Regions from separate parts of the Mus musculus genome. Here region 2 is linked to region 1. The links are chromatin loops, found by intact Hi-C in ENCODE. Cell type or tissue: heart. All regions are shown on one strand. Each heading gives the region's core, and the rest is flanking DNA. Links, peaks and the distances in the headings are about the cores only.

Region 1 (5,677 bases), core at 381-5,380:
ACTCTCAACCATGCTGAGCAGAGAAATAAGCATTGGTGCTCAGTTTGGTTTCTCGTGCCCCACTTCTGATTCAGCCTGGGATCTTGGCACACAGGATGGTTCCCGGCACCTTCAGGGAGGGTCTTTCTTTGTTAAAGCTTCCCAGAAGTTCTATTTGTGGAGATATAGCAAAACCCAGTAACAGATCTGAGCGAACAGTTCATTTAATCCTCCCAGGGCATCTCAAGTCAAAGTTTGAGTGACTCTGTTCTGTTCTGACTGGTCCATCACTGTCAGGGAACCAGGGCCCAGGTGTGCTCTAGTCTCATCAGCATCCTGTCTGGGGAGCCTGTGTACCTCAGTCAGCAGAGCAGGTGTTCTCCCAAAAGCTGCTGCAGCATCTGATGTCTACGCTATGACAAATCCCTTCCTGTAAGGAACAGGTTGGTTTGTTTTTTTTTTCCCACAAATGTTTCTGCAGTTTTATAGCAAGATCTATATCCCCAAGCCTAAGAAGAACGTTATGTTCTGTTAATGCAGAACAAACAAAAGAAAACGCACAACCAATAACCAAAATAAACAAACACCAAACAAAACCTTCCCATTCTCGTCTCCTCCCACCATTGCAATCCTGGGCCCTAAATTGAAGCCAGGACTTCCTTTCTGCAAATACACTTGGGATTTATCCTCATAAATGGATGCAAAAGGACATCATATTTCCCATGTATATGTTGCATGTACATAATTCTGTAGGTATGTGTACATGTAGGTAGGTGCATGTGTTCATGTGAACACATCTGTGTGAAGGCCAGAGGTGAAAGCCGGGTGTCTCCCTTTGCCATCTTACCTTTTGAAACAGGATCTCTCACTAAACTTAGGCTGGCTGGCTCTACAGCTATATAATATGTGACCTGAATGTAATTGATTTCTTTTGTTTCATATACAGTTCTCAAAGTCTGTTCATGTCGAAGACGGCATCAACATTTCATTTCTTTCTCTTAAAGAGAAAAAGCAAATCATCTTAACAGCTTGAGGTTCAGAGCAAGACCAAAAGGAAAGTACAGAGACTTCTTAGGTCCTCTCACACAATAGCCTCCCCTGCGTCGTCCCCCCCGCCCCCAAGGAAGTGGGACATTTGTTGTGATTACAGTTCCTATCCCTTAGGTTGTCATTTCATGTGGCTAATTTTCAGTTATCTTTTAGTTAGTACCTTTGTTACTGCCCCTTGATCGTTTATAAGGGGAGTGCCATGTAGTCAATTGGTAGATTTTCAAGCTATGCTAGTTGTCAGGCTTTACTGTGAGTGCAAAAGGAGTCAGGTGTGTGTTTTAAGAATTGTGCTGTTTTAAAACTTAGGGAGAGGCCGTTGGCATACTGACCTGATGGTATCTGGTGCTTCGTGTTAGAGGAAGCTATGTAGGAATCTGTTTTGCATCGGGCAAGTTTCTTTTTCACTCCCTGATCCTCTTTTACATTGATGACTCCCCAACCCCCACTTCTCTACATTTAACATATGAGAGAAAACATTTAACATTTGTATTTCTGAGCCTGGTTTATTTATTTCATTTCATATGATGATATCTAGTTCCATCCATTTCTCTGTTCCCAGAAATGTAGTTACTCGTAACCCCCCCCCCCCCCACACACACACACTGAAGAACAATCCAGTCCTCCTCTATTGGAGCCGATTGTCCTTTTAAACCAAGTGTGCAGCTTTGGAATGGAAAGATCACTCCCGAGTCTTCATTTTTTTCCTTCTGGCTGACTAATTTTCCATGCTGTCTCTAGACACACACACCACATTTTCTTTCTACATCCTTTGGTAGGCACCTACACTAATATAATAACTTGGCTATTGTAAACAGTGCCACCTTTCAAAGCCTTGGCCTCCATACCTGTGAAATGAGTAACATAATTTTGAACCTAAGGATTCCTTCCAAGATCAAAGCAATTGTTGTGGAAAGCACCCCGGGGCACTTAAAGAGAAGGACACTAGAATGGTGGGTGAAACCATTCCCCGGCATCCCCCCATCTTTCATTCGTTTCAAAAAGAGTAAATACTGCTTCGAAGCTGGCCCTAAGTCCCTCAAGAAGGTGAAGTTTGAGGAGTGGGGGATGTGTGTGGGCAGGTTTCCTGGATGGGAGCACACCTGGATTTCAGGAGTGATGCTGACAGGTCCTGCACATGTCAATTCCTTTTTTCCAGTATTCTTCTGAGTGTATTCACTACCTCTTATCTCTTCTCTCCCTAGGATCTGCTCTTCTGGCAAGTCCTTTTAGCTTTACAGAGGTTTAGCAAAAGGGGCCGATTCAAGTCTACTCTTTCCTTGGAAATTTCTTGGGTTAAAAAATAGAAAATAAAATGGAGGACGTAAAAAGATCTCTCCAGAAGAATCCCCCTGGAGAAATTCCAATCTCTTCTTTATAGGACAGCCGTGTTACTAATCCGTCTTTACACAGCGTAAAAGGTGAAGAAATAAATGAAAGGAAGGACGCAGAAATGAATGAAGGCTGGATAAACGATATGGGGCCAAGATTAGAAGGCAGAGATAGATTCTTGCTCGCTGCCACTTCCGGCACAGCTGCTTCTAAGATTGTGGGCCATCTCCTACACACCGTTGTTCCTTCCTCTCTGTTGCAGCTCACACGCTCAAAGCTTTAATGCAGAGCACCGCCCTCCCAGCGCTCCTCCCCTTTCGGCTAGCCACACCCCTCGGCTCTGAGGTTCCGCCCCACCTACCGAGCTTCAAGGGAAATGAATGGCAGCGGAGCCCTGCGCCGCTCCGGACACTGATTGGCCACTGGGCGCGGTGACGCGCAGGTGGCTGCGGGCGCACGCAGCGAGAGCAGCGGGCAGGGGCGGAGCCGGGCTCCGGGGCGGGGCCCAGGCACCCGGGGGCGGAGGAGCCAGGGAGGCGGGAGGCGGGAGGCGCCGGGGCCGTTTAAGCGGCCTCCCTCCCGCCCCCAGGCGCCTGCTCTGGCCCGGGCCCTGTGCTGACCGACCCCCGGTGTGGCCCACTCCGGCCCTGCCCAGTTGCGTGGCTCCCGCCTGGCACGCCAGCGGCCTCGGAGCAGCTCAAGCCCATGAGGCCGGCGCGCCCTGCCGCCGGTGCAAAAGAGACGGAGCTCCCGGCCCCCGCGGTGGAGCGGTGGATCAATGCGGTTCAGGAATCGATTCCAGCGGTGAGAGTTCTGCGGGGAACGTGCTCCGTCCCGGGGGATCCCGAGCCCTGACGAGGACCGGCTCCCGGGAAGACTCGCAGTTCTGCGATCCCCTTCCTCCAGGCAGCTTGGGATCTGTGCCCCGGGACCCCGCATCTGCTTTGCCTCCTCCATCCGCTTGCAAACCTAGCTTGGCCCTTGAGATCCCCATCCAGACACCGCTGCTGCTAGCTTCTAGCAGACTACTCCAGCCTCAGAGCCCCCTCCCCACGACTCCACTCAGGGCCTCCACCCTTATACAAACCCCAACGTGAGGTCTCTTAAGGCTGCTGCAGCACCCTGTGGCGATGTTTGTCTTACAGCGGGTAGGAGGTCTGGCCTGAGCTTTTTGAGGTGTTTTGTCGGTGGTTGGCCCTAGAGACAGGGAAACTGAGGCACGCTTCTCTAGGTCCAGCTTTCCTGATGGTGTCCGGAGGGGTTGTGTGTCTCGGGCTAAGAACCTAATGGTGTGCTATTTGGGGGATTTTTTTTTGGCAGGGGCAAGTTAGCATTCAGGTGGAGAGACATGCCTTTGAGAAACCTGGTTTTAGGAAATAGGGAGAAAGAACGGAGGAGGCGCCACCGGAAGGCGGGTTGTCTGCTCTACACTAAAGAGGTGGTAGGGTAGCCCGACTTGAGGGACATAGTGTGGCCCTTCTCTCCCGGGTGGATTACCTGCGTGGAAGGAATGATGAAGGCTGCCGACCTATTGTTCCCAAAGAAAGCTCTGGGCTTTAATGTTTCTAAGTGGGTGAAAGTTCACCCATGGGGTTTCTGGTAACTCCATCCCTTTGTCTGAGCCTGGCAGCCATACCCATTCCCAGCCCTTCACCACCAACAGGGTAGCCTAGTGTGATGTACCAGAGAATTCAAAAGCAGAAATGCTTAAAATCTTCCGAGCAGGCTATTGAGTTTGAAGTGGTCTTTCTTTTTATTTTAAAATGTAAACACACCATTTAGTTTTCCTTTCCCTTCTTTCCCCTGTTCACTCATTAATGCTTATCTCATTTCTTCCAGTCTCAAAGGGTAAAAGAGCCAACACAACATGCACAGGATGAGGGTGGTCTTTGCGCTCAGTATTGGGGGAGATCGGCTTGAAGATTTGGATTGCTTTCTGAATATTGCTTATTACTTGGTGGCTGGAAGTCTGGCACTATCGTTGGAGGAGAACTACGTCTCTATGTCAAAGGCAGAAAGGAACCTTGGTCTTTCTCGTTTAGAACCACAGTGGATTTAAGAGACTCTGTAACGTGTGTGAACCTCATGTCCTGTGCGTGTGGGTTGTTTGTCTGATTCTTTCCTTTGCATGTCTTTGTGGGCTTCCTGCTTTCAGAGACCAGTAGCTATATTCTGCAAAATTACCCCTTCCCTATTTGACGAAGAGTTTGGGTTTCTAGTCTATCCTTTTGAATTCTATAAAAAGAAGGAAAATGTCTGTTTTTGCTTATTGTACCAACATTCAGAGAGCTCTAAAATGAAAAAATAAAAACCACCTCAGCTGATTGAGCAATCTTTTTTAATGGACAGAATTCACTTTCATCCTATTTTGGAGTCTTACCCATTCAAACATTAGAATACACAGGGGTTATCTTTCAGAGTATCACAGAATGTAATTGTTGAGTAGGTGTATATTATAGGTGTATATTATTGTGCTCTGCAAATGTTAGTTGTGTCTTTCTTGGTGATCCCTGGGTCTCCTTTGATTCTGATTGATGCAATCCCTTCATTACCTCTTTCTCTATTATAGCCTAGACTATTTATAAGCATCAATTTGAACTTGAGAATCAGCCTGCAAATACAAAGTAATATCAGAAAAGTCCTGAGTTTTATGATTCACACATTAAAAGGTTGAAAATTGTCTTCCACATCTTTTTGTCTTCATGAAACATTTTGGTGTGCGTCCAGGGCGGGCAGATCATACGGGAGGCACACACTGTCTCTGAACTAATATGTTCTTTTCCTTGACATACATGCTGGTACTCAGTTGAGGAACAGTTCATTAGACAATGGTTTATAGCTCTGCCTAAATAAGAAAATACCTTACAGTTCCACTCAAGGTGGAGCCTGGGTGGTTACTGTGGCTTTGGATCATCTTCCAGACTTCTGCCATTTATATGAGGAAGGCTGTAAGGGAACAGTTAAAGCCACAAAAACAAACAAACAAACACCAAAGTAAACCTTAGGATGTGAAAAAAATTGCCCTGGGCTGCAGCGTGTTTTCATCCTTGCTTTATCTCTCTCAGACTGAAGACACTATTCACTTGCCTACACACACACACACACACACACACACTTTCCTTTTCCTAACCTCTCTGAGAGGTGATAATAACTGTTACCAGTCAGTTACTGCCTGTTTGTGCCAGCTACTGGCTGGGTACTTGCATATTTTCAACTTAACAAGTCACTGAAGAGCAGATAAGTTTAGAGAGTAACAAAGTCCTTGCCCAGGGAGCTACAGGTAGGAAGAGGCAGACCTTGGAATTCAGTTTCGTATCTC
Region 2 (5,677 bases), core at 214-5,213, 220 kb before region 1:
TAAGGCTCGGTTTCCTTGCTCTTTGAAAGATCTGGGAGAGGCTTGTAGATTGTTTGCCGGGGTTCGCCCGGGGAGGACGGTTCATACACTCGGAAGTCTTCAGGAAAGTTTTCTAAACTTGAGCCTTCCCAAGCCCTGCGCTCAAAGGAAAAAAAAAAAAAAAAAGAACCAGGGAAATTTCCTCACTTTTCTGCACCAAGAGCTTGCAGAAAAAGAGACTGGATGCATTGTGATGAAAATTTGCACGTGGGGCCAGGTGTCGCTTCCCAGGGTGTTTAATACCAGCTAGGCACCCTGTGGGCGGAAGACTGGACATTCAAAGGCGTTTTTGCATGTTTTGCTGTGAAAAATCTTTTTGAATTTCTTCTTAAGAGATAAAGTTGGTTAAAGATGCTTGTGCCCCCGGTTGCCCTGGTGCTTCTACCCTTTTCTTCCTGGCACAATTTCTGGTTAATCTCTGAGCTTTCCATTTCTTTAAATTTACCAGTTCAAATCAGGAGTTGTCTAATTTTGGAGACTGGCATCTTCTTACCTAGACAGATGCCTTTACACTGTGCTGGGACAGTGGCGCGGAGCGCCACACCTGAAACCATGAGAAGCCGAAGCTTCCAAGTTAGAAGTAGCAGCAAACCTGTGGCCTTGCACCCTGGAGGCACAGCTCTGTTCAGTGTCTCTCCTTACCGTTTCATCCTGGGGCTCGCCATGGGAAAGGATGCCTCTCTCCCCTGTAGGTTCATTTCTTTACCTTCGGCTTAGGAAGCAAGGGAAAATGATCTTCCACTAGGATATGGTGATGTTCAGAACTTCCTGGCTGCTACTGGGGATTTGCTTAATATACAGTAAATGGCCTGTGCTAGGAATCAGGGAGGTCTTGCCCCAAAGGCAGGAGTTCCCAAGTGGGAAGCAGCTCTCTTTGAGGGTTTCTATTTGATGTAGCCTAGACCCTAGGTCACCATCTTCTGAATACCCTGGTTCCAAATATGCCCAATCTCGCCATCCAGCGATGTCACTAGTTATACGTGAGACTCCATTTCTCTAAGACTCACATTGGAAGCTGTGGGTGATGGCAGTCTGGGCTTCCAGCTGGCCTAGAGGTACCTCCTATACCCAGCATGTTGGACCTCTGACTCAGGTCTCGGTAACTTCTCAGTGTGATCAATTGGAACCAAGGAGCACTTGCTCTGGCTCACATTGGAGGAAAGGGACTCCTGGTCTCTCTGTGTCCCCCTTGGAAGCTAGGAGGGTGAGAGGTCCAGGGGGCAAGCCAGTGGCTAAAGAGAGCTAAGCATCCCTCGGATGGGAAGACGAAGCTATTCTGTCAGTGATGTGAATGAGGAGACTGGACCAGGAATTGGTAAGACTTGCACAGATGAAGGAAATCCTGGGATAACCTTTAGAAATATGGGCAGGCTTGCCATAGTGCTCTTGCTTTGCCACCGACCTGCTTCACCCCAGGTTTTAGTGGCATTTCTGTAAGACAGCCTAACCCTGTCAGGTCACTGATGATGCTGGGGCACAGCCTTGAGGATATTATTCGAAAGAATGGTGTGCCAGGTGCGTGTTTGAAGATTTAAGATATATTATTGATTAAAATAGGACCAGAAACAGCAAGGCTTGGCATAGGCGGACTATATTATGGACCGATTTATTCAGACTCTACATTTTATAAGCTCCGAGGGTGAGCTTGCACCTATTCATGACTGAGGTTCAGTGGGCCTGGTGGTGAAGGTCTGTGACTGTAGCGACTGAAGAAACTGAGACAGGGGGATTTAAAGGTCAAGGCGGAGAGTGGGCTGGGAATATAGCTGAACGGTAAAGTTCTTGCTGAGTACATATGAGACTCTGGGCTCGATCTCCAGGATAGAGGAAAAACTGGGGTCTGAAGCGAGAGTTTATTTCTTTGTGAACTTAAGTCATTTTATTTACCTCTGTATGTCTCCATAACTTTATTTACAAATGAATGAGAATACTAACGTGTGTCAGTCCTTAATATCATACCACACCCATAATAAGTGCTTTGTCCATAGAGGCAATGTTGCTGGTGACAGTGGTGGCCAATTTCAGGTTTGCCAAAACCACTCATCGCCCAGAACAAGCAGTAAGCAATCCCTGCTTAAATCAAGATAACCCGGGGTTTCCCAGCTTAACCAGGAATGTAGTCTTTCCCGCCCTCTTCTGTAAATGAAGGAACATCAAACGAGGGGAGGGGCCATCTCACACATACATGAGTAAAAAAAAAAAAAAAAAAAAAAACAAACCTGTGAGCATAGAGCATTGGCTTTCTGCTGGTCTAGAGGCTGGGCTCGGAGGTTTGACAACTCCACAGCTGTTCCTGCCTCTGAGGAGCGTCTGTCCCCCGGCTCTGTCCGTCAGCTAGGTCTGCAGTGCTGACTCTGGGATTCTCTTATGAAAATGCCTGATTGCCCAGCCAGAGGAGGAGGAGGAGGAGGAGGAGGAGGAGGAGGAGGAAGATCTAGAGTTAGGCTGGGGAAAAAAATGAGTAACTCAGAGCAGCCTGCTTCAATAAATGCTGGGAGAGAAAGAAAAGCCGAGGCTGGCTCCAGTCTCTGGGGACTCTGAGGTGATGATCCGGAATTATCATGTCCCCGAGCGGAGTTGGAGCATGCCAAAACTCTGAATCTGCTGGTGAGGAAAAGAAGAAGGAAGAAAGAAGAAAGAAAGGAAAAAGAAGGGAGGGACATGCTAGAGGAAGAGGGAGTTAATTGAGAGGGGAGGGGAGGGGAGGGCAAGCCTCCCTGAGGAGCCGGGGTGACAGGAAAGAAGAGTTCCAGGATCCAAAGCCTTGTCTGCAGTTAAGTATTTGTATGTCTGTTCTGTCCCCCAGAGGCAATCCCTGGTCTGTCCTTTTACCAATGCCCAGTGGGTGACAGGCTCTTTCCCAGAAGTTGAACGGAGCTACGCTGGCAGATCCCTCTCTCCCAAGTCAAGTGGCCTCTCTGGTAATGGACTGCCTTTCTGTGAGGTATGTGTTGTGAATTTCCGGACAGATCTTTGATTTTAAGTTGTGATGATCTCAGCTTTGAGGGGAGGGAGATTTTAATTTTAACTTTTTTTTCCCCGGATAAAATGTCAAATATCCTTTCACCGACCTAGCCACTATAATTTTAGGATAATTGAATAATGCTTAATAAATAATCATTACCTATTAATTAATCATGGATAATAGTTCATTTGTTGGTGACTAAAAAATTATATGCAAGGTACATCAGGTGGACCTCTCTTGTACTTTCATTGCCTGGTGAGTGGCATTTTGGTCTGTTTCGATTTAGTGTTGTGTTTATTGTCAGTTAGGGTTTAATACATTCAAAGGATTAATATAATCAAACAATCTTAAAGTGTCCCACAAATCTGTAGTCCTTGCGACTGTGCAGCCTCTCCTGGGTGCCAGTCAGCGAGTGACCCTGTGACAGCTCTGAGGTTCAGACAAAACCTTCTTCCTGGTTTCTCAAACTGGGGTTTCTACCAGATGCCTTTTGATCTGAGTTTTGTACTAAAACCTTCAAGTTCAAAACAGCTAAGAAAGGGGCAAGTTTTATGCAGAAGGTCATTAAGGAAAAATGAATTGGCCAAATGTGTGTGTGTGTGTGTGTGTGTGTGTGTGTGATATTTATGCTTATTTGTATAAGCCTCTTATAAAATACAGAAGAACAAAATTCCTTGTTGATTTTAAATGGAAAATTTGTACATGACAGCTAGAGACTCTAAGAGTTGCTGAATAGTTAATTATTGTCAGAAACATTGAAAAAGAAAAAAATAGCTATAGCCTATAAAGTGGTCAAAATGTCTTTTTCTTATTTTTCCCTTTTTAGATGGGTAGTAGTCTGTTGACACATTCTAATCCTTAGTCCTGAAGTGTTTGGCACCTAAGTTTTTTTTTCCCCTAGCTTGCACATCTGTCTCTGAGCTGAGTAAGAGTTAGGGAAGTACGGGTGGGACTTGAGGTAGGGTGGGGTTGGAAAGGTCCCAAGCATACACTCTACGGTTCACCCTGTTTAAGGAGTCAGCCGATGGAGAAGCATGCCATTTATGCACTTGCTGTTGGTCCTGACGTTGCTCTCATGAGCAGTGAATGGGTGATAGCTTGGAAAGAATGCATGTCATGCCCCGCAAAACTGGCAAGAGTTCACGCTGCTGAGAGTTGTGGAACTGTTTATAGCATAGTCTCCTCTTGAATGAGCCATCTTTGGATTAAGATTCGGGCTTTTCCGGGCTTAGAGAAAACACAGGCAATCCGCAAAAGAAGAACGCTTATAAAGGATACTTGGAGACCACCGCGGTTGAGGAAATACTGCAGAGCACTTCCTGCTTTCTATCTCTCTCCTTTTCTGGGCACAGCTGTTTCACCCTCTATTTCACTCAGTGCGAAAGACCCCACAAATGGAGAATGTGAATAAGTGAGGCTTGTGCTCCTGGGTGACCTGGGACAGGAGGGGCCTCTCCACCTCTCTGCTACCATTTGCAGGGCTGGTGCTGCCATCTTAGCTGATGTCTCCCACCTTCTTCTTCACAGCTTGCATCCTGACCAGGCTTTCCAAATCTAGCCTGTGAAGCGAGATAAGAAAAATCCCACAGAAGAAAAAAAAATGACCGAAGAATCCACAAAAGAGAACCTGGGAGCTCCAAAATCTCCCACACCTGTGACAATGGAGAAAAACCCCAAGAGGGAAGTTGTGGTCACCACGGGACCCTTGGTCAGCGAGGTTCAGCTGATGGCCGCCACCGGGGGTGCCGAACTCTCCTGCTACCGCTGCATCATCCCCTTTGCCGTGGTGGTCTTCATCACTGGGATTGTGGTCACCGCTGTGGCTTACAGCTTCAATTCCCATGGTTCCATCATCTCCATCTTCGGCCTGGTCCTTCTGTCCTCCGGACTGTTTTTACTAGCCTCCAGTGCCTTGTGCTGGAAGGTGAGACAAAGGAACAAGAAAGTCAAGAGACGCGAGAGTCAGACCGCTCTTGTGGTAAATCAGAGGTGCTTGTTTGCTTAAGACTGAGTAAGAGCAAACGCGAACGCTCACCCGCCCACACTGCTCTAACTCAGTGAACTCATTCATAGGAAACCAGCCCGGTACCGGATGAGCTCAACTTTCGAATGAACTACCAAAATGAAAAATAGGGCATAGAGAGGACTGAAAATGAGGGGTCAAGACGGTTCCCCCTTGGTAGGGAATAACTCATCTTTAACGACAAACTTAACCCTAAGGGCTATTTCTAACACAGACAGAGGAATCAGCTTGCTTTTCCTGTTAAACGTTTAGGGAGTGTGGGAGATGCACAGCATTAAATAACAGTTGGTTCCATTTAGAAAGTACCCAAGGGAAGAATGGACAAATAATGAGAGCCCTGGCAAGTGGTGTTATAAAAACGTTCCACCAAAAGCCTACATTGGCTTGGCATTCCCACGTACCTAAGAAGTTCTGTTATATATATACATATATATTTTTTCCAATAAGTTGATTCTTTGCCCCCCCCTTTTTAAAAGAATTTTCACTTTCAGTAACATCACTAGAGGTACTTTATTTTGAAGAATAGACTAATATTTTTTATATTTTAACAATGGACAATTGTAGATGGTTGTAATGATATGTCAGAAGAAAACAGAAATGTAGGTAACACAGATGACACAGGGACAGTTAAATTAATATTGAAATAATCC

The links. Hi-C counts contacts between places; a loop is a spot of excess contacts. Peaks named below come from ENCODE experiments on the same cell type or tissue, not always from the same donor. Only the 100,000 strongest peaks of a DNase experiment are listed, where the experiment ranks them.
Region 2: a loop joins it to region 1, with 2.5 times the contacts of the local background. A loop is called at or near these places in 3 of 42 quality-filtered maps.

Annotation. Positions count from the first base shown.
Region 1 is chr11:90,246,574-90,252,250 of GRCm38, forward strand. It overlaps Mmd (monocyte to macrophage differentiation-associated), which reads left to right and starts at 2,903. Exons shown (of 7, transcript NM_026178.2): 1 at 2,903-3,162. The coding sequence starts at 3,137. In heart, for the core only: a CTCF peak has its summit at 2,749; DNase peaks (open chromatin) are centred at 2,768 and 3,758; H3K4me3 peaks cover 3,434 bases; H3K27ac peaks cover 3,469 bases.
Region 2 is chr11:90,030,745-90,036,421 of GRCm38, forward strand. Tmem100 (transmembrane protein 100) reads left to right here. Exons shown (of 3, transcript NM_026433.2): 2 at 2,846-2,983; 3 at 4,532-5,677. The coding sequence starts at 4,605. The coding sequence ends at 5,009. Among named protein-coding and RNA genes, the nearest start is that of Tmem100, 3.2 kb to the left of the region's middle. In heart, for the core only: a CTCF peak has its summit at 2,849; a DNase peak (open chromatin) is centred at 4,117; H3K4me3 peaks cover 3,031 bases; H3K27ac peaks cover 418 bases; H3K27me3 peaks cover 1,425 bases.